Linked DNA regions of Mus musculus: all the other regions are linked to region 1. The links are chromatin loops, found by intact Hi-C in ENCODE. Cell type or tissue: left cerebral cortex. All regions are shown on one strand. Each heading gives the region's core, and the rest is flanking DNA. Links, peaks and the distances in the headings are about the cores only. Region 1 has its middle 15 kb from the start of Prkx. Region 2 has its middle 78 kb from the start of Cldn34d. Region 3 has its middle 51 kb from the start of Prkx. Region 4 has its middle 58 kb from the start of 4930480E11Rik.

Region 1 (7,620 bases), core at 1,755-6,754:
TGAGAGAAGGAATGAAGGCCCTAAAGGGGATAGAACTCCACAAGAAGACCAACAGAGTCAAATAATCTGGACCCCGAGAGGCTCTCAGAGACTGAACCACCAACCAAAGATCCTACATGAGCTGGACCTAGCCCTCCCCACCCCCACCCCCCACATATGTAGTAGATATTCAATTCGGACTTCCAATAGGAGCTGTCCCTAAAGCTGTTGCCTGTCTGTGGAATCTGAGAGATTAGTTTTTTGTTTTTTGTTTGTTTGGTTGGTTGGTTGGTTGTTTTGGGTTTTTTGGGAGGATTGGGGGGCTGTTTGTTTTTGTTTTTGTACCCTGAAAGTTCTTCAATGGAATAGTTCTCAGTGTTGCTTCTATTTCATTCATGCTACCCACAGGCTTGCTTTTGAAATTACATGTATTTTTCCCATTTTCTTCTCTCTAAATTTGAGTCAATTTCTGGTATCAGCATGTTTGAAACACCAAGCAGAATAATGTGTCTGCTTTATTTTATATTTTGTCGTACTTATGCACATGGAAACACACACACATGTTATGTGCTCAATTATTGGAACAAATGTTTTCCTTTTTTATCTACTCTCACTATGTGACCCTTTATTTGTTTCAAGTAAATAAAATAACAAACTGATAATCAAACTAATAAAACTGTAACATTTACAGATGATGTCATTATTTGCATCATCTAATTCTCATGGAAAAGGTGCCCTTTTTCTTACTAATGCTACTTACAGGTAGACACTCTTAGCCAAAAATAATCCGGAAGTGAAACTGCCTGCCAACACAAACCACTGATGACTGATAAGATTCCTGAGGATTAGGAAAACCACACGGTTCTTACAGGGAACAACTGATTCTTCAGAGACTGCCTAAGAAAACACTGACACATTTGCAGAAAAGCTATTGAGTTGGATAAAAGTTTTACAAAATGCCCACAATGAATTTTAATACTAAACCTGCAAAAGAAATATGCTAAGGAAATCACACACACACACACACACACACACACACACTACCACCACCACCACCACCACCACCACCACCACCACCACCACCACACAAATAAATGCATAAGCCAAGTCCTGAGGGCCTGGGATATCAGCCCCAAATTCAGTAGGCTGGGTAAGAAGGAAGCCAGGACTCTGTTTTAAGATGAATTTCTTTCAAAATCCACAGGAACACATCATGCATATCACATCATGTGCTATATCCTGGCCCTGGGGTTGTGGAGTGTCCAAGAAGGATGCGGAGGCACAGGTTATGATTAATTATCTGAGCATATCAAGCAGCAAACTCAGACACTCCTTCCTCTTCTGTCTTCCAAAGGATGTTTGTTTCGGGACATTTTCTAGAAAGACAGGTACCAATGTATATTGACAGATGAGGCACACCAATGATAGTCAAAGGAAATTTTTCACATGAGTCTTTCTGGGTTGACTTACAGGAGGGTGTTTTCCACCATCACATATGGAATGTTTCACTTTCTGCCATTTCACATCAGTAAATATAAATATTGATGAGTGGGCGTCCTTCCTTCAAGACATGCATTTAATTGGGTTTTGATCAAATGTTCAGGCACTGGGAGGAAGCCAGTGGCATCAAAGTTGTCCACAAACCCAACATCACACTAGGGGACTAGTGTGAAAACTCAGTAAAAGTTGCCCAAGTCATGTATCTGTTGTTGTTGTTGTTGTTGTTGTTGTTGTTGTTGTTGTCATCGTCATCTTTGGAGGTGGTGGTTTGGTTTGGTTTGGGAGTGTTTGTTTATTTTGTTTGAGACAGAGTCTCACTTCATAGCTCTGACTGATCTGGAACTCACTATGTAGACCACACTGACCCTGAATTTGGAGAGATCCTGCCTGCCTCTGCCTCCTGAGAGCTGGGATTAAAGGCATGCACCACTGTGACATGCAAGTTAATTTTTTTTAATTATATTTTTTCTACAACTAACATTCATCAGTGTTTCAGCCTGGAAGGAAGAAAACTTGCATGCAATCAATGTTTTAATTGAACAAGAACATATGCAAATGGCACAGGCATTTCTATCATTTGGATTTAGAAGAAAATCCCAAGATGATGTTGCAGTTTTCCCACCTCAGCTGTGAACACTTACTATTCGTGATTGAGTCTGCAGGCAGTTGGCGGGCAAAAGCCTGTCAGGGGTATTATTAGCCTTCATACCAGATCATAAAGAAGGATTTGCCAAAAATCCTAGTTTCCAGAAGAGCTCTGTTGTACCAAGGCAGTGGAGCATCGCCACCTTACGACTGTACCTTGCAATGCAACTAGCTCGCACAAATTACAAATGCTATTTATTGATTGGGGCAGGGAGGGGAAAAAAGGGGAGGGCAGAGGCAGACTGTTGGTTGGTTTGGTTGGGTTGGTTGGTTGGTTTGTTGGTTGGTGATTTTTCAAGACAGGATTTCTCTAACAGTCTTCGCTGACCTGAACTCCTTCTGTACAGCAGTCTAGCCTCAAATTCACAGAGATCCACCTGCCTCTGATTCTCCAGTGCTGGGCTCAAAGGCAAGCGCCACTACTGCCTAGCCTGTGTTGTTTTTTGGTTAAGCAAAACATCTTTAAATGTCTAGATTAGATATCCAGATTAAATGTCTAGACTAAGATCTCTAAACATTTTCTAATATAAATTTTATCAGTTGAAACTTGTCCACTTTTATGGGATGCTAAGGATGTATGGAACTCAGGACTTTGTGCATTCAGTCCCACTGTCTGGTAGACACTGTTATGCTGTATATTCCTAATGGGGAGCAGCCAAAAACAAAAACAAAACAAACAAAAAATCCAAACCTCAATTCCTTAATTAATTAATTAATTAATTTTTTAGAACTAAGATTTAATCAGGAAAGTTGCATTATATGCATACCCCTGGTTATTCAGGTAAGCATAGTAAGAATATAATTAAAAGTTGTCTGCACATTTGAATTTAGATGGATATGAAAGTGTTTCAGATTTCCTACTTAAGTAAAGTGAAACAATATTGAAATTTTTCGAAGGTTGTTACTGTGGGATCCCGGGTCCACAGACACATAAAATAAATCTTTGAAAAAATAATATTAATATTTAGTAATGTGACATGAAATTAAATTAAACCAATGTTTTTCCTCTGGCAAGAAACGCAGAAAGTAAAAATGATACATTGTATTCGTGGTAAAAATCCTAATCTCATTTAATCGATACACATTGCATCCATTATGAGTTGCAGTCATTAATAATAAAATAATATTATTAAGCAGCAAGCAAATAGTCTTAAAGCAGCACGTAGTGAGACCTCAGAGCTGTTAATTTCCTAATAAAAGAATACACTTCCCAGGAAACTTTACGGCCAGGCCAAGCACTTCCGGAAGGAGGGACTACGGGACGGCAATAGGACCCTTCTGTAAGAAAAGGGAGAAATGTGGCTTCAAAAGAAACCATACTTATTCATGTGAGTGGCGATTTGTCACATGTGTGTGACGATAGCCAATATGTCTGAAGAGAAAGACCGGTTGTGGCGCTAACTGGGGGGACCTACTGCCTCCCTGTAAGCCTTCCTTACAAGGCTATCTCGGCGCAAGGAATGCTGGAAAGTGTAGTGATTTGGCTGGAAACTACCAGCTATTAAGTAAAATCGCGTCATCACCCCGACCAGTTCTGTTCCCAAGCCTGCTGATCTAGACCTTATCCCACCTCCGTTCCTGCTCCATTCTGAGCCCTGACTGTGAAGGTTTCACTCTCTTCACTTACAGGAGCTTTAGGGAAGAAGTCTCCCACAGGAGCTGAGGGTGGGGGGCGGGCGGTCTCCCTCTTCTGGCCTCTATCGGTACTGCAAGGAGGGGCCACCAATTACATGCAATTTTTATGCCACACTAAGATGCACAAATAAATAAGGCCAGAGATTCCCCAGAGTCAGGATTTGAGGCTTTGGGGACCAATGAGAGTTGTTGGATTGAATGCAAAATGTACACACTTGGAAACAAGACTGGGCAAGGCTGCATTTTCTAGTCTGCAGGGAGACCTGAAAAGTTAGTAGAAGTACATGTGTGTGTCAGTTCTAAATGAAACGACGGGGGACAAATGCCTGAGGTGCCTGTTAGCATACCAAAGCACATGATGGCCTCTAGACTCACTTGGGACCGCTGACTATGCTCTACTCTTCTGATCTGGCCCCATAACTTAATCCAAGCCAGACCTTCTCCTAGCATCTTTTACCTATATAACCAGCCATTTAGGCCATGCTCCCACTTGGTCCTCTCAGTCTCCTCTGTTCCCTCTCTTTTCTTCTTCTCTTATTCTCCTCACCCTTTCCACCTCTGTCCTCTCATGGCTGGGTTCAGTCTACTGTCCAGGTTTAGTCCACTACTTTCTCTGCTCTGGACTCTTCCAGAAGCCTCTGGCTGTTCTTATCCGTACCTGGGAGTGGCCATACCCTCATTTGTACAGTATCTTCCTCCAGCGTCTCCCTGTGGCTGACCCTGGAGGCCTTTATGCTTTCTCCCTGGAAAAATTCTAATTGGGGGGGGGGGGGGAATCCAGTTTGTTGCAATGACCAGACAGCTGAAGGGGTGGCTCAAGGGCCGGGGCATAGGTCATTGAAATATACTCAGGGCTACTAGGAGTGGCAGTCAGTGTTCAAGTACACAGGAAGCAACTTTCTCTGCAAAGGTATAAAGAAAAGTAAAAAGTTTTGAAAAAGCTAAAAATTTAAATTAAATTAAAGACAATCATCTGGGCAGTGATGGTGCATGCCTTAAAAACCAGCAGATTAGGGCTGGAGAGATGGCTCAGCGATTGAGAGCACTGACTGCTCTTCCAGAGGTCCTGAGTTCAATTCCCAGCAACCACAAGATGGCTCACAACCATCTGTAATGGGATCCAGTGCCCTCTTCTAGTGTGTCTAAGGACGGCTACAGTGTACTCACATACATTAAGTAAATAAATAGATTTAAAAAAAAAACCAGCAGATTATACATGGGAGACAGAGGCAGGTGAATCTCTGAGTTCGAGGCCAGCCTGGCCTACAGAGAAAGTTCCAGGACAGCAAAGGCTATACAGAGAAACCCTGTCTTGAAAAACTAATAAATTAAATTAAGAGGACAACAAAGGTGAGCTGAGTGCTTTCTGGGCCAGTGAGTCCAGGTCCTCTTACCCTCTGAACCACATCTCCAGTCCCAAATTAACCTTTAGTTTCTACTCCCCAGGAACATAAAACAAGCCCTGGACCTTATAAAAGGTGTCAGGAGATAAGAGCAGCCTAAGGCTTCTTTATTTCTTTCCTCTACACTCCTGGAAAAGAAAGGGTAGCAGGAAAGCCAGTGGTCAGATAAAATACAAATTGTCAGATTAAAATCTTAATTCTGGTTGTATTTATTTTACACTCTCTGAGGACTCATTGCCCTACAGTATGTTTGGGGACTAGAAAGGAAATGAAATCTCAGTGTCAGTAGCCCACAAAGAGACAGAAGCAAAAGTAGTTTGCAAAGGACAGTGAGAAAGTCCTCTGATGTTCTCTCCCTCTCCCTTTCCTTCTACCCTCTTCTTTCTGCATTTTTTTTTGACCCAGCTCCTGTGACCCCCATCTCCAACCCTTTGATCCAGTAGGACTTTCAAGTTTTCTGAACAGTGCTCAAAGAAAACACTTTACTTGTGGTTTTCCATATCCTCTGAGGTCTGGACTTTCTGTCCCCAGCCAGCAGGTGGTGCTGTTACTACAGCTGGAAGCAAAGTTCCCAAAACGTAGCTGAACACCTGGGAGGCTGATTGACTGGTAGTGTGTGGAGATGTGCAGAGTTGGAATCCTGAGAGTCCAGAGCCTAATTATGATTTCTCTTGGACAATTTTCAGCTCTCTAGATAGATGTCCCTAAGCCACCTATGTCAGACCTGACGTCCTGTGACTAACAGATTTAAAAAACAAACAAAAATAAAACATTTTTTTTTGTCTGTCTAATTTGATCAAATTGTTCTTTCACAGCAAAGGGCCTAGTAAAAGCAAGGACTTCTGGCTCTGCTTCATCCACCTGGCTTAATATTCCCACTCATGTATTTTGAAAAGAACCTTGATTGATGTTCCTATAAAAACTTCATGAAACTGTGTCTATGTCCCTCCATGGGATTTGGGGATGCAGTTTACCATGCCTTACCGCAACCTGATGTGTGGAACCTTCAAACTGTGGCTTAAAACAAACTCTTCTTTCCTTTAAAGTGCTTGACTCAAGTATTTTGTCGAAGCAATGTGTAGGGTAACTAATACCCTTGGATAGATTAAATCAGTGGAAATACACTCTCTGTCACTGGATGAGAACGTGCTTTTAGCAAGGCTCAATGGCATCTTTCATCCTACCCAGCACTTAGGAAGCAGAGGCAAGGGAATCTCTGAGCTCCTGGCCTGCCTGATCTACATAAAGGATTTCAGTCCCTGTGACACTTACTCAATAACAGTGACAGGAGAGAATTTGGTTCCCAGGAACTTGGAGATGGGGGCGGGATATTGGAGAGGTTGGGGGAGGATGTTGGACAGCTGGCTACCATGTGAGTTCCAAATTTAGGTGGACAGTGATAGAGGGGGGTATTCCATGCCCCCTCTACATTTCCATATGTGCACATATGTGCTTATCTAAATGAGTCATTTTATTACTCTTTGATTCCCATTTCCCAATTTCCTTCTATCAAGAGAGTAAAGACAAAAAACAAATCCATTATTTTTTTTGTGTGTAAATTCTTCTGCTCATGAATATTCTATGTATTTTAGTTCCCTAAAAACAAAACTTCATTAAAAATTTTGAAAGCTGCCCATAATTTTTTTGACATAGAGGAATTCAAGTTATACATTCAATTTTACATTTTGATTGCATTTTAAAGCATGGGACTACTGCAGCTCAAAGCAGCTGCAAATCTCAAACCTTCCTGCCTCCACTTCCCAGGCACTGTTTACAGGCATGGAGCTCCATTATTGGATATAGAAACACACAAAGAGAAACATACACACAGACATACATACACACATATAAAATAGGCTTTGCTGGAAGAAAATAAACAAGAACAAAACAGTGATTATTCAGTTTGGTCAGGCCCAAGTTCCAAGGCTATACACATCTGTGACAAGAATTTCAGATATAAACATGTGAAGGAAATTTTATAGGTGCACCTTTTTTATTTATTTTTGTTAGATATTTTCTTTATATACATTTCAAAAGCTATCCCGAAAGTTCCCTATACCCTCCCTCCACCCTGCTCCCCTACTCACCCACTCCCACTTCTTGGCCCTGGCATTTCCCTGTACTGGGACATATAAAGTTTGCAATACCAAGGGGCCTCTCTTTCCAGTGATGACCAACTAGGCCATCTTCTGCTACATATGCAGCTAGAGATATGAGCTCTGGGGACACTGGTTAGCTCATATTGTTGTTCCACCTATAGGGTTGCAGACCCCTTCAGCTCCTTGGGTGTTTTCTCTAGCTTCTCCTTTGGGGGCCCTGTGTTCCATCTTATGACTGTGAGCATCCACTTCTGTATTTGCCAGGCACTGGCATAGCCTCGTACAAGACAGCTATAACAGGGGCTCTTCAGCAAAACTTTCCTGGCATATGCAATAGTGTCTGGGTTTGGTGGCTGATT
Region 2 (7,620 bases), core at 1,221-6,220, 1.1 Mb after region 1:
GTTCTTTCTCAAATTTATTGCATTTACTTATAATATATATAAATTCATTTATAATACATATTATATATACATATAATATATATTATGCTTATAAAATATATTAGCAGGCTATATTTTTTCTAAATATATGAATATAACCTGCTCAGTCCATGTAACATTACCTGTATAGAATGGTTTCAGGACTTGCCATTTGGTATTGAATAAATAACTTGGGGTCTCTTCCATTGGGAAGATACTTATCTCAGTCTCAGCATTTTTTATGTGGTTATAGTTCTTTACCTATTGATGGGGCCCTGAGAGCTTTCTCCCTTTCATGTTGGCATGTCTATTGACATCATCCTTGGTTAGGCATCTTCTCTAACATTTCTATAATACAGTCTCACAGCAAAATCTTGTCCCTTGGGCTCTTACAATCTTTCAGGCCCTCTTTCACTATGACACTGAGCCTAAGCTGCATCGTAGATGTATCAATGTAGAGAACCCTAAAAACCTAAAAATAAATTTAACATATAAATCAGATATACTACTTCTTGTCACGTGTCCAATGGACTTGACATTCTACTCCACAGATAACCACTCCCTTCCTAGTAGTCAAGAATTATAAATAACCTCAATGCCCTTCAACTAACAAATGGATGATGAAAATGTGGCAACACAGACTCTGGAATAGTATTCTGATGTAAATGAAAACATATACAAAACAATCCTGAGATTCCACCTCACACCAGTCAGAATGGCTAAGATCAAAAATTCAGGTGACAGCAGATGCTGGTGAGGATGTGGAAAAAGAGGAGCACTCTCCCATTGCTGGTGGGATTGCAAGCTGGTACAACCACTCTGGAAATCAATTTGGGGGTTCCTCAGAAAATTTGACATAGTAATACCAGAAGATCCAGTAATACCATTCCTGGGGAAATACCTAGATGTTCCAAATTGTAATAAGGACACATGCTCCACTATATTCATAGCAAACTTATTTATAATAGCCAGAAGCTGGAAAGAACCCAGATGTCCCTCAACAGAGGAATGGATATAGAAAATGTGGTACATTTACACAATGGAGTACTACTCATCTACTAAAATCAATCAATTTATAAAATTCTTAGGCAAATGGATGGATCCTGAGTGAGGTAACCCAATCACAAAAGAACACACATGATATGAACTCACTGATAAGTGGATATTAGCCCAGAAACTTAGAATTCCCAAGATACAATATGCAAAACTCATGAAACTCAAGAAGGATGAAAACCAAAGTATGGAAACTTTGTTCCTTCTTAGAAGGGGGAACAAAATACCCATGAAAGTAGTTACAGAGACAAAGTTTGGAGCTGAGACTGAAGGAATGACCATCCAGAGACTGCCCCACCCTGGGATCCATCCCATATACAACCACCAAACCCAGACACTATTGCATATACCAACAAGATTTTGCTGAGAGGACACTTATATTGTCTCTTGTGAGGCTATGCCAGTGCCTGGCAAATACTGAGGTGGATGCTTACAGTTATCTATTGGATAGAACACAGGGTCCTCAATGAAGGAGCTAGAGAAAGTAACCAAGGGGCTGAAGGGGTCTGTATTCCTATAGGAAAAACAACAATATGAACTAACCAGTTCCCCCAGAGCTTGTGTCTCTAGCTGCATATGTAGCAGAGGATGGCCTAGTTGGTCATCAATGGGAGGAGAGGCCCTCCTTGATCTTGTGAAGATTCTATGCCCCAGTATAAGGGAATGCTAGGGCCAGGAAGTGGGAGTGGGTGGGGTGGGAATCAGGGTTAGGAGAGGAGGGTATAGGGGATTTTTGGAGAGGAAACTTGGAAAGGGGATAGCATTTGAAATGTAAATGAAGAAAACATCTAATTAAAAAAAAGAAAATAGATTTTTTTCACATATAACACACCGTGATTATGGTTTTCCTTTTCTCTGCTCCCCTCCATTTTGAATTGATGCTCTTTCTGACTCTCATTAGAAAACACACAGGCTTATAAGGGATTGGAATATGAGATAATATAAGATAAAACAAAAACTAACATATTGTAATAGGCACAAACAAACGACCAGAAAAAAAAAAAGAACTCAAGAAAAAGCATAATGAATAGATATAGATGCTGATACCAACTCAATCGCATACTAAGGGATCCCATAAAAACACAAAATTGGAAGTCATAAGATATACACAAATCACTTGTAAAATATAAAAGAGAATATTATATATATATATATGTATATATGAAAAAAATAACTTTAAGAAAAGCACTGGAATGATATTAGGAGAAGAGGAATCTACAGAGATGCTACTGAGATCATTTTCTGTTGACTGACTGCTGCTGGAAATGTGGCCTAACCTAAAGAGTGGTGGTTTGTTTCCCCTGTGAGACTGAGAAAATTTAAATTTCATTTTAAAGTAGTTATCAATTGGGAATAGCTTTTAGATTAGGGATGAAGTCATATATATACTTCCCCTCACAGCTCCAAGACCCACATCTAGTGCAGACCCATGTAGGCCTTGTGCATACTGCCTCAGTCTGTATGAGTTCAGAAGTGTTTCTTGTTGTCTAGAAGACCTTATTTCTTTGGTTTCCTCTATGCTCTCCAGCTCTTACAATCTTTCAGGGTCCTCTTCCATAGTGTTCCCAGAGCCCTAGGGGAATACATATGTATTTTTAATTCTGCAAAATTCTTACAACTTGGAAGGAAGCCTAACTAGCTTCATAGATCTAAAGCTCTGCAGTTGACTTTTGACTGGACACAATTCTGTTTTTCTATGTCAGGTTGTAAGTTTCAAATACTAGGAAATAACTTTTATTATAGAAACAAAGAAAATACTGAATAAAACCATCATTTAGTAATATTACATGCTAATTTGAACATTTAATATTCTTCAAAATAACTAGTTCTCTTTGCCAGAATAGATATAATTTGTCTTATCAAGTGGCTCTGTTCACATAAATGAAAAGATAAATATAAACTATTTTTACATGGAAAAAATGAGTTGCATACTTAAAGCTTGTAGACAGTTCTCTGATGTAATCATTGCATTTCTGTTACCAATACAAATTTTTATGTTCCCTTAAGCTTTGTCCCCCAATGGTAAGGCTGGTGTTGATGTATTCTACCTGCCTGTGTATAAATGAAAACCACAGGTGAACACTGCCACCTTGTGTCACACTGCTTAAACATTATTTAACTGTCCTGGAGAACTGAAATAGATTCTTTTAGCCCAAGATAGATTCTTAGCAGAGGTTTCCCTTTTGTTTTCTTTAAAAATGTCCATGTAATATATTTTCCCTGCTCCTTCCAGATCTGCCACCTCTCTATTTACTCAATTATATTTTCCTTTTTTCCATTTAAAAATATCCACAAAACGAAAATCACCCCCCAATAAAACCCAAATAGCTAGTAAGACAAAAAAAAAAAAAAAAAAAAAAAAAAAAAAGACAAAACAAAACAAAATGAAACAAAAAGCATGGGCTTGCTCCAGGGAGTGAAATACCCAGTGACACTCTATTGGAGAAAACTTATTTTCTCTTTCCAAGCAGGTATTTATCACAGATAGCTTGCTTCTTGGGTAGGGCTGAGAGCCTTTGCCCCATTCCCATTCTTAGTGCTGGGATCCCATCTGACTTGAACCTATACAGGTCTTGTTACCAGTCTTTGTGAGTTCATATGTTTATCAGTCCTGTTGTGTCTAGAAAACACTGCTTCTTGGGGTCATCCTACACCTCTGGCTCTTATGTCTTTCTACCTCCTTTTGCACATAGCTCCTTGAGCCCTGAGGAAGGGCTTTGATGAGGATCTCCATTTTAGGATTGAGTGCTCCAAAGTCTCTCACTCTCTGCAGTGTCAAGTTGTGGGTCTCTGTGTTAGTTCCCATATAGTGTAAGAAGAAGCTCAGAGATGAGTTTTAGACAGAGATAAATACTTTCTTTTATTTCTCAAAGGAAGAGGATTATAAATGTAGGTTACAGTTACTTAACATATATTCAAATGAAGATTCTGGAAAGATTCTTGTATGATCACTTCTATCTATGCAGATAATTCATACTTTCACTCTAGCAACACATTTCTTTTTCATTTTCATTGATATCATTATATAAAAATATGTTCAATTACTTCAATTTTTGGAAAGCATGATTAAAGAGTTTTTAAGTTTATGACTGGCAAGTTTATTGGACTTGAAAATGTGCAAGTCAAAACAGTTTAGGATTATAAAAGACGGAAAACCACAGGTGGCCTTACAAATGGCCTGGACTGATGTGAACCATCTAAAATGGAATTTGAAGGGCCTGAAGAGATTGCTTATTACTTATGAGCACTGGCTGTTCTTTCAGAGGACTTGGACTTGACTCCCAGCAACCCACATAGTGGCTCACAGCCATCTGTGACTCCCGAATCTGATGACCTCGGTCTCTACTGGCACCAGACATGCACATGATACACAGACATGCATATAAGCAAAGTACCATTACACGTAGAATAACAAATTTTATAAAAGGAATGGAAGAGTGGAAGAATACCTATTTATCAAGCCTGAGACCCAGGGTTCAATTCAATCCCAAGTGCCAAACCTAACCATCCAAACAAAATTTAAGAGTGTGTAGATTTGAGGGTCCCTTAGCCTGGAGTCCAGTTACTTAGCTCATGTTTGTGGCCTAATTGAGTACATGATCTGAGGGCCACTCTGTTAGAGTGGAAGGTCTCAGACCTCTTAGTTTAACAAGTTTTGTCTGAGGCCCCACTGAAGATAATGGGAATGTCTGAGGTACTTTTGAACAAACGGGGAAGTATCAGAGTGAGAAAAGTCCCAGAGTAAGGTGGGCTAAGTAAGAAGGGCATAAGAACTTCCCCTTTGCCCTAGGAAGCCTCAGAACCTCCAACTCATACAAAAGGGTCCTTAGACATGCTCCTGTGCTAAAAGAGTCTGAGACCTACCTCTTAATGACCAATGGGACCACAGACATACCTCTTCTGCCTGAAAAGGCCTTATGCCTTTTCCATCAGCTGTAAGGGTCTCAAGACCTTCATTCTAAAACTAAAAGGACCCTGACCTTCACATTTTCACACGGGGCCTAAAACTACCTTCTGTAACCAATATTTCCTCAGTCAATTCCTCTATGCTAAAAAAGGTCACGAATCTTCTCTTTCTGTCCTGAGGATCTTCAAATTTCTCCCATTGTTAAGTGGGATTTGGTCCTTCACATCTCTATCCAAGGGAGTTCTAGACCTTTTCCTCTGCTCAAAGGTACTTCAGACCTTGCTTCTTCTCAAGGAGTCTTGATGAAACCCCTCTGCCAAATGAGGCCTTAGGTCTTTCCATTTGCCTAACGAAGTCTTAGATCTTCCCCTTTGCCCTAAAGGGTCTCAGACATTCTCCTTCCAACCAAGAGAACCATATATACCACTCTTTCTTGACTTAATGGGCTGCAGATCTTCCTAGTAAAACCAAGCAGAACTCTGGCCTATTCCTCTGAACAAGGACACAATAAACTTTCCTCCTCCATAGGTTCTGAGACCTATGGTCTATTACCAAGAGGGTTTTCAAACTGTCTCCATTAAGTCATGGAAACTCACACCCTTTACATTTTCTTAAAGGAGACTTTGAGCTTCTATTTCCCCAGAGGTCCTCAGAACAAGGGTTATTTCTTGGAAGGTCATCTGAGATCAAGTATCCCAGTCTTCTCCCTCTGCCCAAAATAGGGTGTAGCCTCTGACCCATGCCTTTGACCAAGGTATTTCCAGTCTTGTTCCCTCTGAACAAGATGGCTTCAGACTTTTCCCCTCTGACCATAATGATCTGTAAAGGAATGCCTTTGACCTGCTATCTATGACTAATGGAAGAGCATAGCTTCAATTTATGCATAGAGTAGAAAGACTCCAGGAATCTATCAGTGAAAGTTGAAAGTCCATGACCATCATCTGCAGTGGGGCAAGATATGAATACTGATTCCTTGTTACGAAGTTCTAGGTTAAGTGTAAAATATTTTCTGTATTATCTGTATGTATAACAGCAGATCAGGAAGCAGCTTAAGCTTTCTTCCAGCAAACTGGATGGCAGTCTATAGTTATGTCTCCTCTTCAGATATTCTCTACTGCCCAAGTCTGTACATGAAGATTCTTGCCACTCCATTTCTTGTAACTGACTGGATTCTGGCTCCAATTTCTAAACTTAGTATTGGGAACATGAAATTAGAGTGGTCAAAGGTCTGCTGATTGGAAGAGAACATCCCTGGATACTAGGTAACAAGGAGTAAATCTTTGGCCTTCTTTGGCATTCTAGGATAATCTTGAATCTCGTTGGTCAAAAGGTAAATTTGGGAGTCTGTTTAGTCATGGGGTGAGTTCTTAGGCTCTTCTGGCAAGACATAAAAGGTTTGAGGTCCCTTAGACTAAAGAGGGAAGGCCTAAGGACCCATATGGCCCCGGGAAAGCCCTGGGGCCCCTAAAGAAAGAAAATAGTGACAATTAAGATGGCTGCTTTGGGCAGAGATGGAAATTCTGCAGCACCTCTTTTCAGAAATTAACTTTGTGTACTTGGACACAAGGAAGTCTGAGGTACCTTAAGATGAAAACATATCCCCAAAGGACCCCTGGGCAGAGAATTAAGGCTTGTGATCCTATTGTTGAGAAGATTTAGATGTATATACCACCTTTGTCATAGAGGGTACTTGTGAACCCCAAGAGGCAAAAGGGAAGATCTAAGGAACTTTTGGTGATAAGGATTGGGACATTTCTGAGGTCGTTATGGGTAAGATTGAGGGATGCAGTTTACTTTGCAAAATATATGGACACTAGTTCTTATTGGGCAAATAGATAAAGACTAATGTTCATTTGGGCACAACAGATTGGAAGTCCCCTTGGCCAGAGAGAAAAAAATCTGAGGTCAAGGATACATTATATATCCCTTTTTTCTCTTCTTTTCTTTTCTTTTCTTTTCTTTTCCTTTCCTTTCTTTTCTTTTCTTTTCTTTTCTTTTCTAAAATGCTTGTTGGAACCTTTTCTAAAGAAAAAAAGTGGTCCTCAGACTTATCTCTTATGGACAAAATACCAGCAGAACTTCACCTTTGATCAGAGGTGGGAGGTGATGACTTCTTAGGCATAGGAGAGTTGTATTAAGGACCTCACTGTATGAGGAACCTGAGTACCCCTTGGTAGAGAAGGTAACTCTGAGGCCCCCTTGGTCTGTGTACTGGCTAGTTTTGTGTCAACTTGACACAGCTGAAGTTGTCACAGAGAAAGGAGCTTCAGTTGAGGAAATGCCTCCATGAGATCCAACTGCAAGGCATTTTCTCAACTAGTGATCAAGGGGGAAAGGCCCCTTGTGGGTGGGACCATCTCTGGGCTGGCAGTCTTGGGTTCTATAAGAGAGCAGGCTGAGCGAGCCAGGGGAAGCAAGCCAGTAAAGAACATCCCTCCATGGCCTCTGCATCAGCTCCTGCTTCCTGACCTGCTTGAGTTCCAGTCCTGACTTGGTGATGAAAAGCAGTATGGAAACCCTTTCCTCACCAACTTGCTTCTCGGTCATGATGTTTGTGCAGGAATAGAAACCCTGACTAAGACAAATTGGTACCAGCATAGTGGGATATTCCTGTGACAACCTGACCATGTTTTGGGGAGGAC
Region 3 (7,620 bases), core at 1,673-6,672, 66 kb after region 1:
AGTTCGAGGACAGCCTGGTCTATAGAATGAGTTCAAGGACAGTCAGAGCCACACAAAGAAAAACCTGTCTCAGTAAAATCAAAAAACAAAACACCAAAAAACCCACCACTGCCACTACCAACAATAAATAAATAAATAAATAAATAAATAAATAAATAAATAAGTTTAAACCTGCGGTTACTAGACTAATGGGTAACTCTATGATGCTTTATAGCTCTATTTCCTTGAGTCAGAATGACTGGAGAAGTGCTCTGCAGATTCCAGATGGAATGAAAGCTATTAACCTAGAAATGGTACACTGAGGCAAAGGAACCCAGGCAGGGTGGTAGAGTGAAGAAATTGCAGCCATAGAAGTCTCTACACCAAAGGTGAAGACTAAGGAGCAGCACTCAACATCTATAGGGTCTTGGGGGCCCCTTGAGTTCCTACAAAATGCCTCTGCCTCATAAACAATATGTTTGTCTGGAAGTCAGCTACTTTCAGCCCCCTATCATAAAACGATAACGGAACCTGCCATGTCCAGGTCTGTCTGACATGCAGAAGTCCAAGTAACAAGATTTGGCTATACACTTCTTAAAGATTCTCTGTCTCGCTGTCTCTCTGTCTCTGTCTGTCTCCTTCTGTCTCTGTCTTTCTGTGTGTATTTATATACAAGTGTGTGTGTGTGTGTGTGTGTGTGTGTGTGTGTGTGTGTGTGTGTGTGTGGTGAGTACCTATTTACTGACTCTTGGGCCTTAGTAAAATATATTGCAATCTGCTCTAAAACTAGAAGGCAAGTTTTTACAATCAGTAGATATTTGTTCTAAAGAGGCCTGGATTTTTAAAGCAAAATCTGATATCAAAATATCTGTGAGGGAGGCATGACACTAGCAAAGATATAGAAGAAGCCAGACATAATAATACCATTATGATCAACTATCCAAGATAAGTGCCACCAGATATAAGATTAACAAGGAACAAATACCTAGAACCAGAATCAAAGGGGAAAATGACACATGGGAATAAATACTACCTACCATTAAGCTACAGAAGATCACTTGTGTTTATTGCCACTATACCAAAAACTAGGACATCAAGGAACACAAGGACTAAAACACTGAATAGACTAATGCAATATTCAGGAATCCTGGCATGTTATTAAGAATACTATTAGCTAGATGGTTGTGGAACACACCTTTAATCCCGACACTCAGGAGGCAGAGGCAAGAGACTCTCTGAGTTTGAGATCACCCTGGTCTACAGAGTGAGTTCCAGGAGAGCCAGGGCTACATGGAGAAACTCTGTCTTGAAAAACAAACAACCAAATACTATTAAAGGTTGTGAAAAAAGTTCTCACGGATACTTTTTAACTAGATACAACTCTATTGGTAAGGCTACACACTGTAAGATATATGTATTTAACTATACAATACAAATACACTTCGTAGGACCATTGATCAAATATAGAAGTAAATATACATGCACAATGGCAAACACCTTTATAGGATTAGGCATTGTAGTGCGCATACCCTACTCAGCAAGCCTCCATGAACAATCTTTGGTTCTGGTACACAGCCTTTGATTGTCCTAAGTTTATAATAGACTCTGACAAAGGCTCATACTTCGCAGGCAAAATGACACAAGAAACGGCAAATAATTAGATATCTAATGGAATTTCTATATACCATATAGCCCTAGAACATCAGGAAACATGAGAGATGCAATGCTTTGATCAAAGAATAATTAATGTTGTCTGGTTAAATTTACCTGCAATTGGCTTTTATTAATAAAGCAGCTTATACCCTGACCCAGCTGGGACTTAGCCTGTCTATATTGGCTTGTTCTTTTCCAAAATCTGGACTTCAGCAACATCTCCAATAAAACCTGGAGATATTAAGCACTGACTACACTATTTGCTTCAGTGGCACATTGGTTGAAAGATGAAATGAAAGATAAAGGTGGCATTGCCACCTTCAAATCAATGTTCTCACAACTTAGTGGGACATAGTATAAGACTAATTTGCACAGGCCCTAATTGGTCTAAAGCAGCTCTCATCACTCTTTGTGACTTTACTACCTTAATTAAGTTTTATCAGTTCCATTCACTTTATATGCAAATTGTTTTTGAGATTTGGCCTCTCAGACATATTTAAGTTAGGAGAAGAACTACCAGATATACCATTATTTGAAAGCATAATAACCTTTCTAGAACTTATAAACAAATTTACTATACAACCTCATATTGGGAGCAGATTTTGTTTTGGTCCTGGAAGACAAAGAATGGAACTAGATCTTAAGACGTAATGGTAGATACACACCCCTTCACTCTCTTCACACTTTATATTGCCTTAATTGTAGTCTTACTCAGTTTTGAACTGGCTCTATATCAAATACTATGAACACCTCTCTCCAAGCACCACGCACCTACTGGGATACAACACACTAACATTTAGAAAGAAGTGGATCAAACCTCTCTTTGTGTTGATGATAGGTAGAAGGCCCTCTTTGAAGCTACTACCACTACTGTCACTGTAGCCATCTGGACCTAGCTCACTATATTCATTTCCCCAGAACTCCCCAATATTGTAGGATGGAAGGACTTAATGTAACCATCAGACTTGATAATAACAATAGCCGCCTATTGGAATGTTACAGAATTGGCACATAAACCTGTTGTCTTAGGATCTCCATTGCTGTGAAGAGACACCACAGCAACTTTTATAAAGGATATCATTTAATTGGGGCTGGCTTACAGGTTCAGAGGTTCAGACTATTATCATCATGATGGAAAACATGACAACATCCAGGAAGAAATGATGCTGAAGTGGTAACTGAGAGTTCTATATCTTGATCCACAGACAGCAGAAGACTGATGTGACACACTGGTCAGACTTGAGCTTTTTAGACTTCAAAGCTCATACCCAGTAGCCTACTTCCTCCAACAAGGCCACACTTACTCCAACATAGCCACACATCCTTATTGTGCCACTTCCTATGACCAAACATTCAAACACATGAATCTATGTGGGCCACCACACCTGTTGAGATGCACATGATAATAAATGCAAACAGGCTATGCAGAATAGTAAGCATTTTAACTCACAACTTAAGAGCTTTACCAACCTAGACAAATGCAATAATCCTACTAAAGCCTCTAGCAATACTAATTGTTGAAAATAACTGGAGGATTACAGAAAGGCACAAAAAAGCAATTTATGCAGACCACTGGATATACTTAGAACAAATGGAGCTCTTGTCTCTAGCTGCATATGTATCAAAAGATGGCCTAATAGGCCATCACTTGAAAGAGAGATCCATTGGACTTGCAAACTTTATATGCCCCAGTACAGGGGAACGCCAGGGCCAAAAAGGGGGAGTGGGTGGGTAGGGGAGTGGGGGTGGGGTGGGTATGGGGGACTTTTGGTATAGCATTGGAAATGTAAATGAGCTAAATACCTAATAAAAATGGAAAAAATAAAAATAAATAAAAGAGTAAAAAAAACATAAAAAATCAATGTTGATCAACACATTTCGTCTGCTAAGATGCCCTACCTACAAGATGAGTTTTTAATTATTCCAAGCTGGTACTCTGATGGAACTCTTACAAGTAACACAGCTATGGAAGTCAGCTTTATACTAATTCTGGTACCCATATGGGATGGAAAAGATAAGGACTATAAATATGTAGAAACTGAGGTATCCAACAATAAGGATGACACAGCAACAATAACAACCAAACCATATTTTAATCCTCTCAAGCCATATTTTAATCCATCTAATGACAGTATATCCTTCATATTTAGAATACAAGAAGGAACAGATTTAAAAAGAAATGAGCAATGAGAGTATATATTATGTTTTAGGCTTCATTAATTTTCCATACTTTGGACATCTCTCTCTCTCTGACCACCCATGAGGTGAAGGAGTTCACAGAAGTCTCATCTTGGGACAGCTGATCTCTAATACCTCTTAATCCCCCATCATTATGGGATTCTAATACTTTTGGAATATATTGGGACATATACCAATTCCCACTTGTGCCTACTGAACCCAAATGTCTGCCCTACTCTTTAGAAAGATTACAACAAAAGTCTTTAAGACAGAACCAGGCACTTACTCTCCTAAATTCCTATCCCATTATTTCATATTATTAGAAACCAAGCTAGTGGCACATGTAAATTTAATTTTATCACAGCCCCAAACTATAACTCTACATTGCCTAACTTTGAAATGATTTGTGTATGTTTAGAATTAAAACAAAACCTTCCACTTTTACGGGGTCACAATTGGACAATATTTGGGGCAATCAACTTGTAGAAAACTGGTTAGCTTAGGCAGAAAATCGCAACTCTAAAATCACTGTCCAACACAGATGGAACATGTCTGGAGAAGTGTATCTCCTAGTGGTATGGGGTGGTACTACAATGAGATGAGCACTCATACTACTTTGGCTCAATGTAACAATCCTGGCTGACAAACATAATCCAGCAATAGTCAAAACACTATCAAAAGCATCTAGTTTGATACATCAGGCATCAAATATACACAGTGATCAAATATATACAGCTATCACCAACAGTTAATCAGGAACTCAAATCCATTTAATTTGATGTTGGCTATTGGCTTGCTGTATATTGCTTTGATTCTGTTTATGTATGTGCCCTGTATCCCTGATTTCTCTAATACCTTTAACATGAAGGGGTATTGGATTTTATCAAAGTCTTTTTCAGTGTCTAATGAGATAATCATGTGATTTTCTTTGTTTATATGGTGGATTATATTGATGATATTAATATATTGAATCATCTCTGCATCCCTGGGATGAAGCTTACTTGATCATGTTGGATGATGGTTTTAATGTGTTCTCTGATTCAGTTTGCTAATATTTTATTGAGTATTTTTGCATCAATGTTCATAAAAGAAATTAGTCTGAGAATCTTTTGTTGAGTCTTTGTGTGGTTTAGGTATCAGGGTGACTGTAGTCACACAAAATGAGTTTGGCAGTATTCTTTCTATTTCCATTTTGTGGAATAGTTTGAGGAGTGTTGGTATTAGGTCTTCTTTGAAAGTCTGGTAGAATTCTGCACTAAAACCATCTGGCCCTGGGCTTTGGGTGGAGGATTGGGAGACTTTTAATGACTGCCCCCCCACACTTAGGGGTTATAGGGCTGTTTAAATAGTTTACCTGATCTTGATTTAACTTTGGTAAGTGGTATCTGTCTAGAAAATTGTCCATTTCACTGAGATTTCCCCGTTTTGTGGAGTATAGGCTTTTGAAGTAAGACATAAAAATTCTTTTAATTTCATCAGTGCCTGTTGTTATGTCTCCCTTTTCATTTCTGATTTTGTTTACTTGGATACTGTCTTTCTGTCTTTTGGTTAGTCTGGCTAAGGGTTTGTCTATCTTGTTGATTTTCTCAAAGAACCGGCTGCTGGTTTCATTGATTATTTGTACTGCTTTCTTTGTTTCTAAATGAATGATTTTAGCCCCAATTTTGATTATTTCCTGCCTTCTACTACTCTTAGGTGTACTTGCTTCTTTTTTCTATAGCTTTCAGGTGTACTTTTTTAAACTTAATTTTATTTTTTACTTATTCACTTTACATCCCACTCACTGCCCCCTCCCACAGTCCTTCCCCCATCCCCCTTCCCCTTCTCCTCTGAGCAGTTGGGAGCCTTCCTGGCTATCTCCCAATCCTGGCACTTCAAGTCTCTGTGAAGTTAGGTGCTTCTCCCACTGAGGCCAGTCAAGGGAGCCCAGCTAGAAGAAGAACATATACCACATACAGGCAACAGCTCTTGGGATAGCCCCTGCTCCAGTTGTTTGGGACCCACACAAAGACCAAGCTGCACATCTGCTGCACATGTTGGGGAGGCCTAAGTCCAGCCTGTGTATGTTCTCTTTGATTGGTGTTCAGACTCTGAGAGCTCCAAGAGTCCAGGTTATTTGCTCTGTTGGTCTTTCTGTGGAGTTCCTATCCCTTTCTGGGCCACAATCCTTCCTCCTAGTCTTCCAAAAGAGTCCCCAAGCTCCATCCACTATTTGGTTCTGGGTGTTTGTATCTGTCTGAGTCAGCTGTTGGGTGGAGCCTCCCAGAGGACAATATGCACCTGTGTGCAAGCATAACAGAGTACCATTAATAGTGTTAGGGATTGGTGCTTGTCCATAGGATGGGTCTCAAGTTGGGCCAGTTATTGGATGGCCAATTCCTCAATCTCTGCTCCATCCCCTGTCCCTGCATTTCTTGTGGACCGGACAGATTTTGGGTTGAAATTTTTGTGGGTGAGTTGGTGTCTCTGTCGCTCCACTGGATTCTTGCCTGGCTTCAGGAGGCAGGTTCCATATGCCCAATTTTGTGAGTCACAGCTAAGGTCACTCCCATTGATTCTTGGGTGCCTCCCTTATCCCAGGTCTCTGTCTTGTCCTGGAGATGCCCCCCCCCATCTCCTCATCCTTGTCAGTTGCAAAGTTTTTTATGGTTTAAAATATTACTTTTACTAAAATTAAAGCATGCTATAGAATACCACCATAAGATATTTAGAATTGTGTGTGTTGTTTGCTTGCTTTGTCCTTCTCAATGTCTTTGGCTATGGCAGGTATCAAATGAGGAAATGAAAATGATTTGTATAAAAATATGCTTTTGATAAGACTTTTTAGATGGAGGAGAGTTGCTGGGTATTAAACCAGTGCCTCATGCAGACTATTTCCTCTGCTTTTGAAAAAAAAAAATCTTAAAAACATCTTTCATCCCTTGTAAAGCTCCTAAAATGTAGATATATCATATACTTATCTGGGCAATGATTTCATCTGATTTGGAATTCTATCAATAGCAAGTGATGGTTAATTCATGTCCCAAAATCAAAGAGGATCAGGAATATATATGTGGCTAGTAGGAGAGATCTTGCCCAGAGTGTGAGCCTAGAATATCACCACAAGCCTCACAGCAAAAGAGAAAATGGCTTCAAACTGAATCTTAAATGACTAAATACTTAACATCTGAAATGATTGAGAATTTGTGCCTAGGGGAAACATAGTTCTACATAAATTATAAAATTATTCATGGAACTTGTTAGAAAAAAAATTTCATGCTACATAAGACACAAGCCATGAAAACCATATAGCTTTACAGCTAAAATGATTTAAAACAATTTTTAAAATACTTAAAAATTATAAAGGGAGAGATTGGTTAAGAGCACAAATTGCTCTTCCAGGGGATGCAGTTTCTAATTTCGGCTACCAGATGGTGACTCACACCTGTCTGGCCACTTCAGTGGATCTGCTGCCCTCTTCTGGCCTTCTTGAGCACCAGACATGCCCATAGTACACATGGTACCAAACACCCATACACTTAATTTTCTTAATAAATAAAAAGAAAACCTAGAGTCATAAATATGAAAGAAAAATGATTGTAAGATGAATTTTTGGATATTTGATTCCATCTCACTTTAATGTACATTCCCAGAAATCATTTTACACCCTAAAAAAAGGGAGCATATACTACTAGATAGTAAAAGCTTTAAGAGTTTGGAAATAGATCTCACTGTTAAAGCATTTGCTTAGCATGCATATGACTTTGGATTCAATTCTCAGCACTGAAAGAGGCTCTACAAGAAAGGAAAATACAAACTGCATTAAGATGA
Region 4 (7,620 bases), core at 1,698-6,697, 620 kb before region 1:
GTTGGAATTTTGATGGGGATTGCATTGAATCTGTAGATTGCTTTTGGCAAGATAGCCATTTTTACAATGTTGATCCTGCCAATCCATGAGCATGGGAGATCTTTCCATCTTCTGAGATCTTCCTTAATTTCTTTCTTCAGAGATTTGAAGTTTTTATCATATAGATCTTTCACTTCCTTAGTTAGAGTCACGCCAAGATATTTTATATTATTTGTGATTATTGAGAAGGGTGTTGTTTCCCTAATTTCTTTCTCAGCCTGTTTATTCTTTGTATAGAGAAAGGCCATTGACTTGTTTGAGTTTATTTTATATCCAGCTACTTCACCGAAGCTGTTTATCAGGTTTAGGAGTTCTCTGGTAGAATTTTTAGGGTCACTTATATATACTATCATATCATCTGCAAAAAGTGATATTTTGACTTCCTCTTTTCCAATTTGTATCCCCTTGATCTCCTTTTGTTGTCGAATTGCTCTGGCTAATACTTCAAGTACTATGTTGAAAAGGTAGGGAGAAAGTGGGCAGCCTTGTCTAGTCCCTGATTTTAGTGGGATTGCTTCCAGCTTCTCGCCATTTACTTTGATGTTGGCTACTGGTTTGCTGTAGATTGCTTTTATCATGTTTCGGTATGGGCCTTGAATTCCTGATCTTTCCAAAACTTTTATCATGAATGGGTGTTGGATCTTGTCAAATGCTTTTTCTGCATCTAACGAGATGACCATGTGGTTTTTGTCTTTGAGTTTGTTTATATAATGGATTACATTGATGGATTTTCGTATATTAAACCATCCCTGCATCCCTGGAATAAAACCTACTTGGTCAGGATGGATGATTGCTTTAATGTGTTCTTGGATTCGGTTAGCGAGAATTTTATTGAGGATTTTTGCATCGATATTCATAAGAGAAATTGGTCTGAAGTTCTCTATCTTTGTTGGGTCTTTCTGTGGTTTAGGTATCAGAGTAATAGTGGCTTCATAAAATGAGTTGGGTAGAGTACCTTCTTCTTCTATTTTGTGAAATAGCTTGTGCAGAACTGGAATTAGATCTTCTTTGAAGGTCTGATAGAACTCTGCACTAAACCCATCTGGTCCTGGGCTTTTTTTGGCTGGGAGACTATTAATAACTGCTTCTATTTCTTTAGGTGATATGGGACTGTTTAGATGATCAACTTGATCCTGATTCAACTTTGCTACCTGGTATCTGTCCAGAAATTTGTCCATTTCGTCCAGGTTTTCCAGTTTTGTTGAGTATAGCCTTTTGTAGAAGGATCTGATGGTGTTTTGGATTTCTTCAGGATCTGTTGTTATGTCTCCCTTTTCATTTCTGATTTTGTTAATTAGGATTTTGTCCCTGTGCCCTCTAGTGAGTCTAGGTAAGGGTTTATCTATCTTGTTGATTTTCTCAAAGAACCAACTCCTCGTTTGGTTAATTCTTTGAATAGTTCTTCTTGTTTCCACTTGGTTGATTTCACCCCTGAGTTTGATTATTTCCTGCCATCTACTCCTCTTGGGTGAATTTGCTTCCTTTTTTTCTAGGGCTTTTAGATGTGTTGTCAAGCTGCTAGTATGTGCTGTCTCCCGTTTCTTCTTGGAGGCACTCAGAGCTATGAGTTTCCCTCTTAGAAATGCTTTCATTGTGTCCCATAGGTTTGGGTACGTTGTGGCTTCATTTTCATTCCTCTGTGATATGGCTTTAGATAAGATTTCACATTCATATTTTGTTGCTCGGTGTATTTCTTTTATATATACTAACACAGCCACCTCGTGGTAGATCAGGCCCATCCCCCTTCACCTAAGCCCACCAAATACAATGGAAAAACAAACTTTAAGGTTTTGTTTAAATGCTTGTTCTCCCTAACAGAAATACTAAAACAATGTTCCTGCTTCTCAACCCAAAATTTTCTTGCTTCTTTATTTAAATGTTTATTTTTCTCCCTAGCATTTGTGATAAATGTCCAAAAACTTATCAATTTGTTCAAGATTTCTTTTAAGGTTCAAAAGTCATCTCATCTACTTCCACAGCTCAAATCAACTATGCTGATTATCATTATTCGATCCTTAATTAACAAGTTTTTTTTTTTTTACAAACTGTTACTTCCTGTCCTGGATGCATAATTAACATGATATTTTGTTCCTCAGCCATCCAGAGTAGACTTAAAGGATGCCATCCAGGACTAAATTCCTCAAAGACCCTTGCTTTTCTAGGATCATAACAATGGACCATGATGTGCTCCCAAGCAAACCATTGCAGGCTTAACATTTGCTATCCACCACATGCAGTCATGCCCCTGCTGGGGTTCTGCTCCTCTGTTGTGATTACCCTACAGGCTTATCCCCACCAAAGAACAGGACAGAGCTGCTGCCACAGATCCAGCTGAGACACCACCATCTCCTGGGACCTGCCTGGGACAACAAAACTGCCTTCCTCCAGACACCCCATCTGACTGAAGACTCCTGAGATACATGCTGAGATCCAGAGACATAGGGTGAGTCTCACAGAGGACAGACTTTGGACCTTCCAGCTAAAAATGAACTCTCTTGCCAAAGTCAAATGGCTACTGAACTTGGGGGAAGTCACACAATAGTAAGGAAAACGTGATGTCTATCTAGCTTAACCAAATGCTGTTTAAAACTGATGCTAATATCCTCGAACTATACAATCCATGGAACAATTAATTGGTTCAATGATCCCTTGTCTTTCCAACCCCATCCCTCCTTATATCTCTGGCTTAGTTGTGCTACCCCCCTGGCCTGTGTAGTGTTTTATTTTAATGACTCCCACCCCACCCCAAATTTTTACTACATATGACACAGTCACTCCAGGGACCCCTCTTTAAAAAAAAAGTGAAAGAGAGAGATGTAAGACCATGAAAGGCAGACTGGTTTCTGGTTGAGCTAAGGTTGGAAACACCAGCGACCCTGGGGAAGGGTAGGTGTTTTGCCACATTCCTGTACACCAGGCTCCTGACACAAGGCGGCAGCCCTCCATAATTTTGTGGCCATCAGTCACATAAGGGCAAAGCTCCAAGCCCCTCCACACGTAGGGGATGTGACCTGTGGTCATGTAGCCTCAAGACAGATCTCCATTTTAGTAAGGTACCTAAAAGCCTGGAGGCTTAGCCAATAAACTTCCCTTTCCAGACACACCTCCCTGCAAAAGGTATTTAATCTCAGGCCTGCCCTGAGAAAGGGAGGTATTGCTTTACTCATTGCTACTCTCTGCCATGACAATAAATACTTTAAAACCATGGACTGTCTTTTTTCATTGGGATCCCCCGTGGGGAGCAATGGAACAGGCCTTTTTGCCTAAAGAGCTGGCTGCCTAATCCCTCTCTCAGAAGGCCTCTCAGCGCCCCCAGTCACAGTCTACACCAATCCAAGCCGCCCACTGACAAGCCAAGGACTCTTCTATCCACAGGACCCAGATGGAGCTCTCCCCTCTTTTCCCCTTCGGCTTCAGGTTAGATCCAGCCCCTGCGGCCCCCACTCTGTTCTCAGTTCTTCTGTAGCCCCAAGCAGTGACTGGATGCTCAAGAGCATGAAAACCAGATGACCCCAGCCTCCCTGCATGCCCTGTGACCTCAGGCTGTGTTCCCCCAACCCCAGAGCAGTGTCCACAGTTTCGCATAGCTGGATACCCACCTGGTGCTGGTGTGGGATAAGCACAGTCAAAACTCACTTGTCTGTCCTCTAATAGTGTCTCAAGCCCTGTGGCAGAGTAGATGCAGGAAACCCTGATAACCCTACACATCTCAGTATCAGACCCAAGACTTCAGGCAAGTTTTGTAATGTCAGGTTTCCATGGGGATTTCACCTGTTGTGTTTCTCTCTATTTTTCTTCATCAGTCTTTGAACGTTTTGTACCCAATCTTCCAAAACTCAGGCTTCCTGAATTCCCTGATTCTTTCCTTAACTTTTTATCATCACTGCTAATTCTACCTCTCACCATCCAATACTTGGATCTGAATCAGAGAGAATAGAGTTTTAATGGGTGATGGAGAGTAAGCAAAAGGGGACCATACTTAAAATACCGATCAAAAACCTCATGGCTAAAATTAATAATTTCTGAGATTTTTCTCAGAACCTTGTTGTATATGTAGTCACCTGCAGACCTTTTGAAAATCTTATAGTATGGACCCTCCCCAGACACAACCCATCATCAGTCTCTAGAGAAGGATCAAAACAGTCCAGTCATTGAAAACCAGTGCCTTAGGCTATGGCTCAGTTTATGAACCAGTAGCATCAACCTCACCTACTTGTTGCCAACCCCAAATCTCAATCCCCACCAAAGAATGAGATTTTGCATTTTCACAAAGCCCCAGGTAACCAATCTTCACACTGAAATTTGCACACCACTACTTTAGTGTTCTGATTTTCAAACATGTCTGCATTGTAACTTCAGTTCTCTGTTGTAATATACTGAATGCCCTCCAAACATCCACCTGTTACAACTCTAATCCTCAATATGATGGTTAATTGTTGCCTTATCTATTTTTCAAATAACTGTGAAATTTTGGTATGAAGTACCAAAGACACAGTTATACTACCCCTCGATATGAAATTAATGCAGAAACACTGCCAATTCAGTTTGTTTAGGAAAAAAAAAAAAACAAGACTTTCAAACCTTTTGTATTTGTTTCTATGACTATGCTAAAGCTATTCAGCTATAACTGTACACAATTCTCCTCTGCTCCTAAGTCCTCAAGCATGACGGTGAGAACATTAGGAATACCTTGATTGTATCAGGCATACAACTTTTGCCTATAACCATGGCAGCCAGATGATCCTGCAGAACCATGCAGGTGGGTATATTTTGAGCCTTTATGGAGGGATTACCAACAAAGGTATAGAAATGAAAACAACCCACAAAGAGAATCATTTAAGTGACATTGACACTGTAGTGAGGAAGGTATGCAGGTCAAAGTGTGGGACCAAAGGGAATTATTGTCACCCCTTAAGACACAATAGAATTTCCTTCCTTTTGGACTTTCTTGGGTCCCATCAACTCTTCTCTCCTTCCTATTTGCCCTTGCTGTAATGAGAATGTGTGTTCTATGACAGATTTAGCAGTAGAAACTTAGTCCAAGGAAGTGTTTGTAAACCCTGAAAGACCAGTCTGGAGCCAATCTGATGCAATCACACCAGGGTCTTTATTTAACCTTGCTCATGCTTAACTGATTGCTGACCCACAGGATGGTTCTTGTGGAGAAAAATCCTGGACATTCATCTAGACAAGGCTTTGTAGAAAGCAGCAAGTGAGGGGTGAGTTTTTCTAACCTGGCAAGCATCTATGTTGTAAGCCCACCCGCTGCTTACAAGGACCGGGTACAAATGGGAGGCAGTCTGGGGTTGAAAGAGACTTAGACCGAGAGAAATTAATGGAGCCAAGGCTCTCTGGTTTACTAAGAGAGTCTACTTATAAAAGGGGAATGTCCATCCTTGGGATGGATCCCCGGATATGGCAGTCTCTAGATGGTCCATCCTTTCTTCTCAGCTCCAAACTTTGTCTCTGTAACTCCTTCCATGGGTGTTTTGTTCCCAATCCTAAGAAGGGGCAAAGTGTCCACACTTTAGTCTTCGTTCTTCTTGAGTTTCATGTGTTTAGCAAATTGTATCTTATATCATGGGTATTCTAAGTTTCTGGGCTAGTATCCACTTATCAGTGTGTACATGTTATGTGAGTTCTTTTCTGATTGGGTTACCTCACTCAGGATGATGCCCTCCAGGTCCATACATTTGCCTAGGAATTTCATAAATTCATTCTTTATAATAACTGAATAGTACTCCATTATGTGAATGTACAACATTTTCTGTATCCATTCCTCTGTTGAGGGACATCTGGGTTCTTTCCAGTTCCTGGCTATTATAAATAAGGCTGCTATGAACATAGTGGAGCAAGTGTCCTTCTTACCATTTGGAACATCTTCTGGATATACGCCCAGGAGAGATATTGGGGGATCGTCCAGTAGTACTATGTCCAATTTTCTGAGGAACCGCCAAACTGATTTCCAGAGTGGTTGTACAAGGTTGCAATCCCACCAACAATGGAGGAGTGTTCCTCTTTCTCCACATCCAATCCAGCATCTGCTGTCATCTGAATTTTTGATCTTAGCCATTCTGACTGATGTGAGGTGGAATCTCAGGGTTGGTTTGATTTGCATTTCCCTGATGATTAAGGATGCTGAACATTTTTTCAGCTGCTTCTCAGCCATTCGGTATTCCTCAGGTGAGAATTCTTTTGTTAGCTCTGAGCCCCATTTTTTTCATAGGGTTATTTGATTTTCTGGATCCACCTTCTTGAGTCATAGACAGAGTTCTATTACATTTAATAGAGCCCACAACAGTTACTCTATTATTATCACAGAGCAGACTTTCTCAAAGTATGCCTTTAGTAAGCAAATTGCTAATAGGACAGGAGGGCATTTTGTCTATGGAAATTTTGTGAGGATAAAAATTCAAAATAAAGATTACTTTTAAGTAATCTTAAGTTAACATGCTGTCTGTCATATTTGCTAAGTCTTAGAATCTCACTGTAAAATATGTTTGTAACTCCTATTCTTTTCCACTTTATTTTCTCCTCCTATATGCAATGCAAAGACATAAAAGACGTCAATTGAATCTACCCACAAAAAGTAAAGCCTTCAATACTTCGGCTGCATCATTTCCTTTCACTACTTTGGTGTGAGAGGATCATATGAGCTACCAGCAGATGTCACCGTAGTACAGGACTTCAAGCAGTTGAGGCAGTCAAACAGTAGGGTACTTGTTGAATATGAGTTTTCTTTTTTTTTTTTTTTTTTTTTTTTCCATTTTTTATTAGGTATTTAGCTCATTTACATTTCCAATGCTATACCAAAAGTCCCCCTTACCCACCCACCCCCACTCCCCTACCCACCCACTCCCCCCCTTTGGCCCTGGCGTTCCCCTGTACCGGGGCACACAAAGTCTGCGTGTCCAATGGGCCTCTCTTTCCAGTGATGGCCGACTAGGCCTTCTTTTGATACATATGCAGCTAGAGTCAAGAGCTCAGGGGTACTGGTTAGTTCATAATGTTGTTCCACCTATAGGGTTGAAGATCCCTTTAGCTCCTTGGGTACTTTCTCTAGCTCCTCCATTGGGAGCCCTGTGATCCATCCATTAGCTGATTGTGAGCATCCACTTCTGTGTTTGCTAGGCCCCGGCATAGTCTCACAAGAGACAGCTACATCTGGGTCCTTTCGATAAAATCTTGCTAGTATATGCAATGGTGTCAGCGTTTGGATGCTGATTATGGGGTGGATCCCTGGATATGGCAGTCTCTACATGGTCCATCCTTTCATCTCAGCTCCAAACTTTGTTTCTGTAACTCCTTCCATGGGTGTTTTGTTCCCACTTCTAAGAAGGGGCAAAGTGTCCACACTTTAGTCTTCGTTCTTCTTGAGTTTCATGTGTTTAGCAAATTGTATCTTATATCATGGGTATTCTAAGTTTCTGGGCTAGTATCCACTTATCAGTGTGTACATGTTATGTGAGTTCTTTTCTGATTGGGTTACCTCACTCAGGATGATGCCCTCCAGGTCCATACATTTGCCTAGGAATTTCATAAATTCATTCTTTATAATAACTGAATAGTACTCCATTATGT

The links. A loop is a pair of places that touch in the nucleus more often than their neighbours do. Peaks named below come from ENCODE experiments on the same cell type or tissue, not always from the same donor. Only the 100,000 strongest peaks of a DNase experiment are listed, where the experiment ranks them.
Region 2: it touches region 1 in a loop (8-fold over the local background); 3 of 42 quality-filtered maps call a loop at or near these places.
Region 3: a loop joins it to region 1, with 8 times the contacts of the local background. A loop is called at or near these places in 17 of 42 quality-filtered maps.
Region 4: it touches region 1 in a loop (8-fold over the local background); 7 of 42 quality-filtered maps call a loop at or near these places.

The regions. Positions count from the first base shown.
Region 1 is chrX:77,806,891-77,814,510 of GRCm38, reverse strand. No RefSeq gene overlaps it. Among named protein-coding and RNA genes, the nearest start is that of Prkx, 15 kb to the right of the region's middle. In left cerebral cortex, for the core only: CTCF peaks have their summits at 2,272, 3,651, 3,851 (motif pointing left) and 5,686 (motif pointing right); DNase peaks (open chromatin) are centred at 2,186, 3,625 and 5,739; H3K4me3 peaks cover 855 bases; H3K27ac peaks cover 658 bases.
Region 2 is chrX:76,676,614-76,684,233 of GRCm38, reverse strand. No RefSeq gene overlaps it. Among named protein-coding and RNA genes, the nearest start is that of Cldn34d, 78 kb to the right of the region's middle. In left cerebral cortex, for the core only: a CTCF peak has its summit at 3,153 (motif pointing left); a DNase peak (open chromatin) is centred at 3,154.
Region 3 is chrX:77,741,216-77,748,835 of GRCm38, reverse strand. No RefSeq gene overlaps it. Among named protein-coding and RNA genes, the nearest start is that of Prkx, 51 kb to the left of the region's middle. In left cerebral cortex, for the core only: a CTCF peak has its summit at 4,390; no DNase peak of the experiment used is centred there.
Region 4 is chrX:78,424,163-78,431,782 of GRCm38, reverse strand. No RefSeq gene overlaps it. Among named protein-coding and RNA genes, the nearest start is that of 4930480E11Rik, 58 kb to the right of the region's middle. In left cerebral cortex, for the core only: no CTCF peak of the experiment used is centred there; no DNase peak of the experiment used is centred there.